2 separate regions of the Homo sapiens genome follow, and region 2 is linked to region 1. Evidence: read pairs that join two places in POLR2A ChIA-PET (ENCODE). Cell type or tissue: HCT116. All regions are shown on one strand. Links, peaks and the distances in the headings refer to the core of each region. The heading gives the core; the rest is flanking DNA.

Region 1 (2,908 bases), core at 241-2,740:
CCAGAGACTGAAATTTTCAGCCTTGCTAAGGGAACACCTCGGTCTTTGAACCTTTATTGTGTTTTGTACAGGGCATTCTCTGTACTAGTTTGTTGTGATTATAAAACACTTAGCAAAATTTAAAAAAGGAAGAAAGAAACTTGTAGGAAATTGAGACAATGCAGAGAGAAAGCTTTTTCTTAATTTATTTTAATTAAATATTTATTTATGGCCGGGCGCAGTGGCTCACGCCTGTAATCCCAGCACTTTGGGAGGCTGAGGGAGGCTAATCACTTGAGGTCAGGAGTTCAAGACTAGCCTTGTCAACATGGTGAAACCCCGTCTCCACTAAAAAATACAAAAATTAGCCGGGCATGGTGGTGGTCACCTGTAATCCCAGCTACTCGGGAGGCTGAGGCAGGAGAATCGCTTGAACCCAGGAGGCAGAGGTTTCAGTGAGCCAAAATCGCACTACTGCACTCCAGCCTGGCAACAGAGACTGTCTAAAAAAAAAAGTTGAGGAGATATCATAAAATAATTTAAAATATTTTCCACAAATTTCCAGATTGAAAGGGCCCACTGTGTGCCTAGCACAATGAATGAGAATAAACCTATATCATGACTCACCACTGACATGTCAGGACCTGCAGACAAAGACAAGATTCTATCAGTTTCCAAACAGAAAAGATACAAGTCCCACATAGCAGATCAGAGATCAGAATGGCTTTAGACCTCTCAATGGCAACACTTGAAGTAAAAGAAGGGAGGAATGCCTTCAAAATTCCGAAAGGTGATGATTTCCAACCTAGGATTCTGTACCTTGTTAAAACATTAACATCAGCCGGGCACGGTGGCTCACGCCTGTAATCCCAGCACTTTGGGAGGCCAAGGCGGGCGGATCACAAGGTCAGGAGATTGAGACCATCCTGGCTAACACGGTGAAACCCCGTCTCTACTAAAAATACAAAAAATTAGCCGGGCGTCGTGGCCGGCGCCTGTAGTCCCAGCTACTCAGGAGGCTGAGGCAGGAGAATGGCGTCAACCTGGGAGGCGGAGCTTGCAGTGAGCCGAGATGGCGCCACTGCACTCCAGCCTGGGCTAGAGTGCGAGACTCAAAAAAAAAAAAAAAAAAAAAAAAAAAAAATTAACACCATCGTTCAAACATGTGGGTAAAGACATAATCAGATATACAAGATCTAAACATTTTTACCTCTGATGCATCATTTCACAAGAAACTACTGGCAGATATGGTCTACCAAAACCGGAGGGCAAACAAAGATACAGTTCAGGTAACTTTAGATAAAATTCTGGAAACAGGAAATGGGAAAGTCAATACAGGAGAAAAGCAAAAGGAATCCTCAAGAGGAGGGAGGGGCTGGGTGTAGTGACTCATGCCTGTAATCCCAGCACTTTGGGAGGCGGAGGTGGGTGGATCACGAGGTCAGGAGCTCGAGACCATCCTAGCTAACAAGGTGTAACCCCATCTCTACTAAAAATACAAAAAATTAGCTGGGCATGGTGGCATGTGCCTGTAGTCCCACCTACTTGGGAGGCTGAGGCAGGAGAATCGCTTGAACCCGGGAGGTGGATGTTGCAGTGAGCTGAGATCATGCCACTGCACTCCAACCTGGGTGACAGAGCGAGACTCTGTCTCAAACAAACTAAAAAGGCCGGGCGCGGTGGCTCACGCCTGTAATCCCAGCACTTTAGGAGGCGGAGGCGGGTGGATCATGAGGTCAGGAGTTCGAGACCAGTCTGGCCAAGATGGTGAAACCCCGTCTCTACTAAAAATACAAAAATTAGCCAGGTGCTGTGGTGGCCGCCTGTAATCTGAGCTACTCGGGCAGGAAAATCGCTTGAACCCAGGAGGTGGAGGTTGCAGTGAGCCAAGAGTGCGCCACTGCACTCTAGTCTGGGCAACAGAGCAAGACTTCCATCTCAAAAAAAAAAAGGTAGTAATACTACAACTTCTGGTCTAGCGCAACCGTTGCCATCCACTCGCCACACCAATATCCTCCCCGCAGGAGGCCACTAGGATAATCTAGGGTCTCCAAAAGAAGATGGGCTTCCTGGTATTGAGAGGAGGAAAATGTTATACTTTAAAAAGGAAGCAAAGACATCACAAGCAAATGTAACATGTTGACCTTGAGTGGATCCTGACTCAAACAAACCATAAAAAGACATTTTTAGGCCAACAGTGGTGGCTCACGCCTGTAATCCCAGCACTGTGGGAGGCTGAGGCAGGCGGATAACCTGAGGTTGGGAGTTCAAGACCAGCCTGACCAACATCGAGAAACCCCATCTCTACTAAAGATACAAAACATTAGCTGGGGATGGTGGCACATGCCTGTAATCCCAGCTACTACTACTTGGGAGGCTGAGGCAGGAGAATCGCTTGAACCCGGGAGGCAGAGATTGTGGTGAGCCGAAATCTTCCCATTGTACTCCAGCCTGGGCAATAAGAGCTAAACTCTGTCTCGAAAAAAAAAATACATTTTTGAGGCAATTATGGAACTGCGAATAATAATTGGGTATCATGTGATATTAGGAAACTGTTGGCCAGATGAGGTGGCTCATGCTTGTAATCCCAGAATTTGGGGAGGCTGAGGAGGGAGGATCGCTGGAGCCCAGGAGTTCGAAACCAGCTTGGTCAACAAAGCCAGACCCTGTCTCTACAGAAAAATTTAAATACTAGTTGGCATGGTGGCATGCACCTGTAGTTCCAACTACTCGAGAGGCTGAAGTGGAAGGATTGCTTGGGCCCAGTTTCCTAATATCACATGATACCCAATTATTATTCACAGTTCCATAATTGCCTCAAAAATGTATTTTTTTTTTCGAGACAGAGTTTAGCTCTTATTGCTCAGGCTGGAGTACAATGGGAAGATCTCGGCTCACCGCAACCTCTGCCTCCCGGGTTCAAGCGATT
Region 2 (2,908 bases), core at 262-2,761, 200 kb after region 1:
ACCCTTGCTGAGCTGGGCTTCCAGGACAGCAAATTCCACCAGGCCATTAATGATGCACATCAGGTCACCCTCTGCCTCCTTAGCACCAACTGTGTCTTAGACCCTGTTATCTACTGTTTCCTCACCAAGAAGTTCCGCAAGCACCTCACCGAAAAGTTCTACAGCATGCGCAGTAGCCGGAAATGCTCCCGGGCCACCACGGATACGGTCACTGAAGTGGTTGTGCCATTCAACCAGATCCCTGGCAATTCCCTCAAAAATTAGTCCCTGCTTCCAGGCCTGAAGTCTTCTCCTCCATGAACATCATGGACTGAGCTGGGGGAAGAAGGGATATCTACTGTGGTCTGGGCACCACCTCTGTGGGCACTGGTGGGCCATTAGATTTGGAGGCTACCTCACCTGGGCAGGGATGATGGCAGAGCCAGGCTGTTGGAAAATCCAGAACTCAAATGAGCCCCTTCATCCGCCTGTGGGCGCATACTACAGTAACTGTGACTGATGACTTTATCCTGAGTCCCTTAATCTTATGGGGCCGGAAGGAATGTCAGGGCCAGGTGCAGACCTTGGGGGAAGACTTTAAACCACCTAGTTCTCCCCGATGGGGCATCGGTCTAAAGCTTTGGGGGAGTGGGCGCAGTGGCTCACACCTGTAATCCCAGCACTTTGGGAGGCCGAGGTGGGCAGATCATGGGTCAAGAGATCGAGACCATCCTGGCCAACATTGTAAAACCCCATCTCTACTAAAACATACAAAAATTAGCCGGGCATGGTGGCACACGCCTGTAGTCCCAGCTACTCAGGAGGCTGAGGCAGGAGAATCGCTTGAACCTGGGAGGCAGAGGTTGCAGTGAACCTAGATTGCACCATTGCACTCTAGCCTGGCAACAGAGCGAGATTCCATCTCAAAAAAAAAAAAAAAAAAAAAAAAAAAGCTTTGGGCAACTACTCTCAAGTGATAGAGGTAGACTGGGTTAGGAAAGGACACTGCCCTCACTGTATGGCACTACCTTGGGGCAGACTTTTGAGCTAAGATGTTGCCATCCTCTCTCCACCCTCCGGCACAAGGTCTTTGTGACCTTTCTCAGGGGAAGGGGCTTGATGGAACCTTCTCTGACTCATCTGGCAACCTGTCCCTAATGGTGACCAAAGAAGATAAAACATGAACAGACCAAAAGCTAGGACAAGAGCTTGCTTCCCAAGACAGACGTGTCTGTCTGCAAAGGCCTTGCCTCTAGTCCAGTCAGCTCTGGGGGAGTGGGAAGGAGATGCCCACCTCCTCTTTCTGTCTCAACAATAGTCCCTAATTAAGTACCTTCTGTGGGGCAGCCACCCACTGAGGGTGGGCAAAGGCCCCTTGAAAGCAAAATTGGGGCTGGGCTCAGTGGCTCATGCCTATAATCCCAGCACTTTGGGAGGCCAAGGCAGGCAGATCACCTGAGGTCCGGAGTTCGAGACCAGCCTGGCCAACGTGGTGAAACGCCATCTCCACTAAGAATACAAAAATATGGCTCATGCCTGTAATCCCAGTACTTTGGGAGGCTGAGGTGGGCCGATCATTTGAAGTTAGGAGTTTGAGACCAGCCTGACCAATATGGTAAAACCCCGTCTCTACTAAAAATACAAAAAAATTAGCCTGGCGTGGTGGCGCATGCCTGTAGTCCCATAGGCTGTAGCTACTGGGAGGAGGCGGAGCTTGCAGTGAGCCGAGATCACGCCACTGCTCTCCAGCCTGGGCGACAGAGTGAGACTCTGTGTCAAAAACAAACAAACAAACAAAAAAGGCAAAATTGGAGCTGTCCAGGCCAGGACACCCCGATGTCCAGGGGCTTCCATACGAACAGGCACATGGGCTGGGAAGTACATGAGGCCCCTGGGTAGAAGGGTCTGTCAGTTCTCTCCTCCCTTGCCCTCTGGGAGGGTCCTCCTAACATAGCTTCCAGGAGGTGGGAGGAGCAGTTACTGTCAGCAGGTGTCAGCCAGGTGTCAGCTTCTCCTGGGGATCTCTAGATGTCTGCTTGTGATTTTTGGCAAGTATATGCAAATGAGCCTCCTCTCCTGCCCTGAGACAAGTATCTGCAGTGTGAACCTGGCAGCCTCAGACCCAAGGGGCTCAGAGGAAACTTCTCTGGTTTCTAGAGCTCTGTGCTCCTTCAGAGAAGTCTTCCTTCCTTCCAGTCAGTGTCCCTGTGAAGCTGGGATACTCATTTCCTGTGTACCGGGCAAACACCGGATTGCTGATTTTGAGAAATGCCTCTCGATGGACCTGTAACCTGCTGGAGTCTGGGATGGTAGCTGTGGGCTGGACTTGGCTGATGGGATGACCCGGTGGCTAGTGCAGCATCACACAAGCCTGGTTCAAGTCTTGGCTGTGTCATTTCCTGCTGAGGGACCAGGCACTGAATTTCCTACCTCTTAGGGTCATTACCTATGAGGTTAAAGCTACCTCATGGGATTGTTATACGCCACTAATGTTGAGGCAGACACCTCTTGGCAGGGTGACTGCTCATCTTAGACCCTCCCCTTTTCTGCGAATTTGGGCCCCTTGATCCTCTGATGGGAGCTGAAAGGATGAGAGGTGGGCATCTAGATTTAGGGAGGCTGTTCAGGCTTTGCAGGTCCCTTACCTGAACACATAGAAACCCTGGAGCTGTGACTGTGTCCATGTGTGTGTGTTTGTCTGTGTGTGTTGCGGGGGATGGGCACCTGCATGAATGTGGTAGAGAAAATGGCTCTGCTCAGAGGGAAGATACGCATAGCAAGGCAGGGACCAGAGGAATCACAGGCGCCTGGAGAGCAGCCGGGCACCGCCTCCAGGGACCTGCCGGCTTCCCTCAGTCCTCCAGGGGCCCAGCACTCTTCCTTTAGGCCCTGTGAGCGTCCCTTGTCAGGATACATTCTCTCATTTTGC

Evidence for each region. ChIA-PET counts read pairs that join two places held together with the same protein. Peaks named below come from ENCODE experiments on the same cell type or tissue, not always from the same donor. Only the 100,000 strongest peaks of a DNase experiment are listed, where the experiment ranks them.
Region 2: POLR2A ChIA-PET joins it to region 1 with 5 read pairs; 6 of 35 experiments call an interaction of 5 or more read pairs at or near these places.

Annotation. Positions count from the first base shown.
Region 1 is chr1:28,350,186-28,353,093 of GRCh38, reverse strand. No RefSeq gene overlaps it. Among named protein-coding and RNA genes, the nearest start is that of PHACTR4, 18 kb to the left of the region's middle. In HCT116, for the core only: no CTCF peak of the experiment used is centred there; a DNase peak (open chromatin) is centred at 1,323; H3K4me3 peaks cover 1,892 bases; H3K27ac peaks cover 2,397 bases.
Region 2 is chr1:28,147,349-28,150,256 of GRCh38, reverse strand. It overlaps PTAFR (platelet activating factor receptor), which reads left to right. Exons shown (of 2, transcript NM_000952.5): 2 at 1-2,908. The coding sequence ends at 264. Among named protein-coding and RNA genes, the nearest start is that of PTAFR, 28 kb to the left of the region's middle. RefSeq lists enhancers at 1,826-1,965, 1,560-2,060. In HCT116, for the core only: no CTCF peak of the experiment used is centred there; no DNase peak of the experiment used is centred there.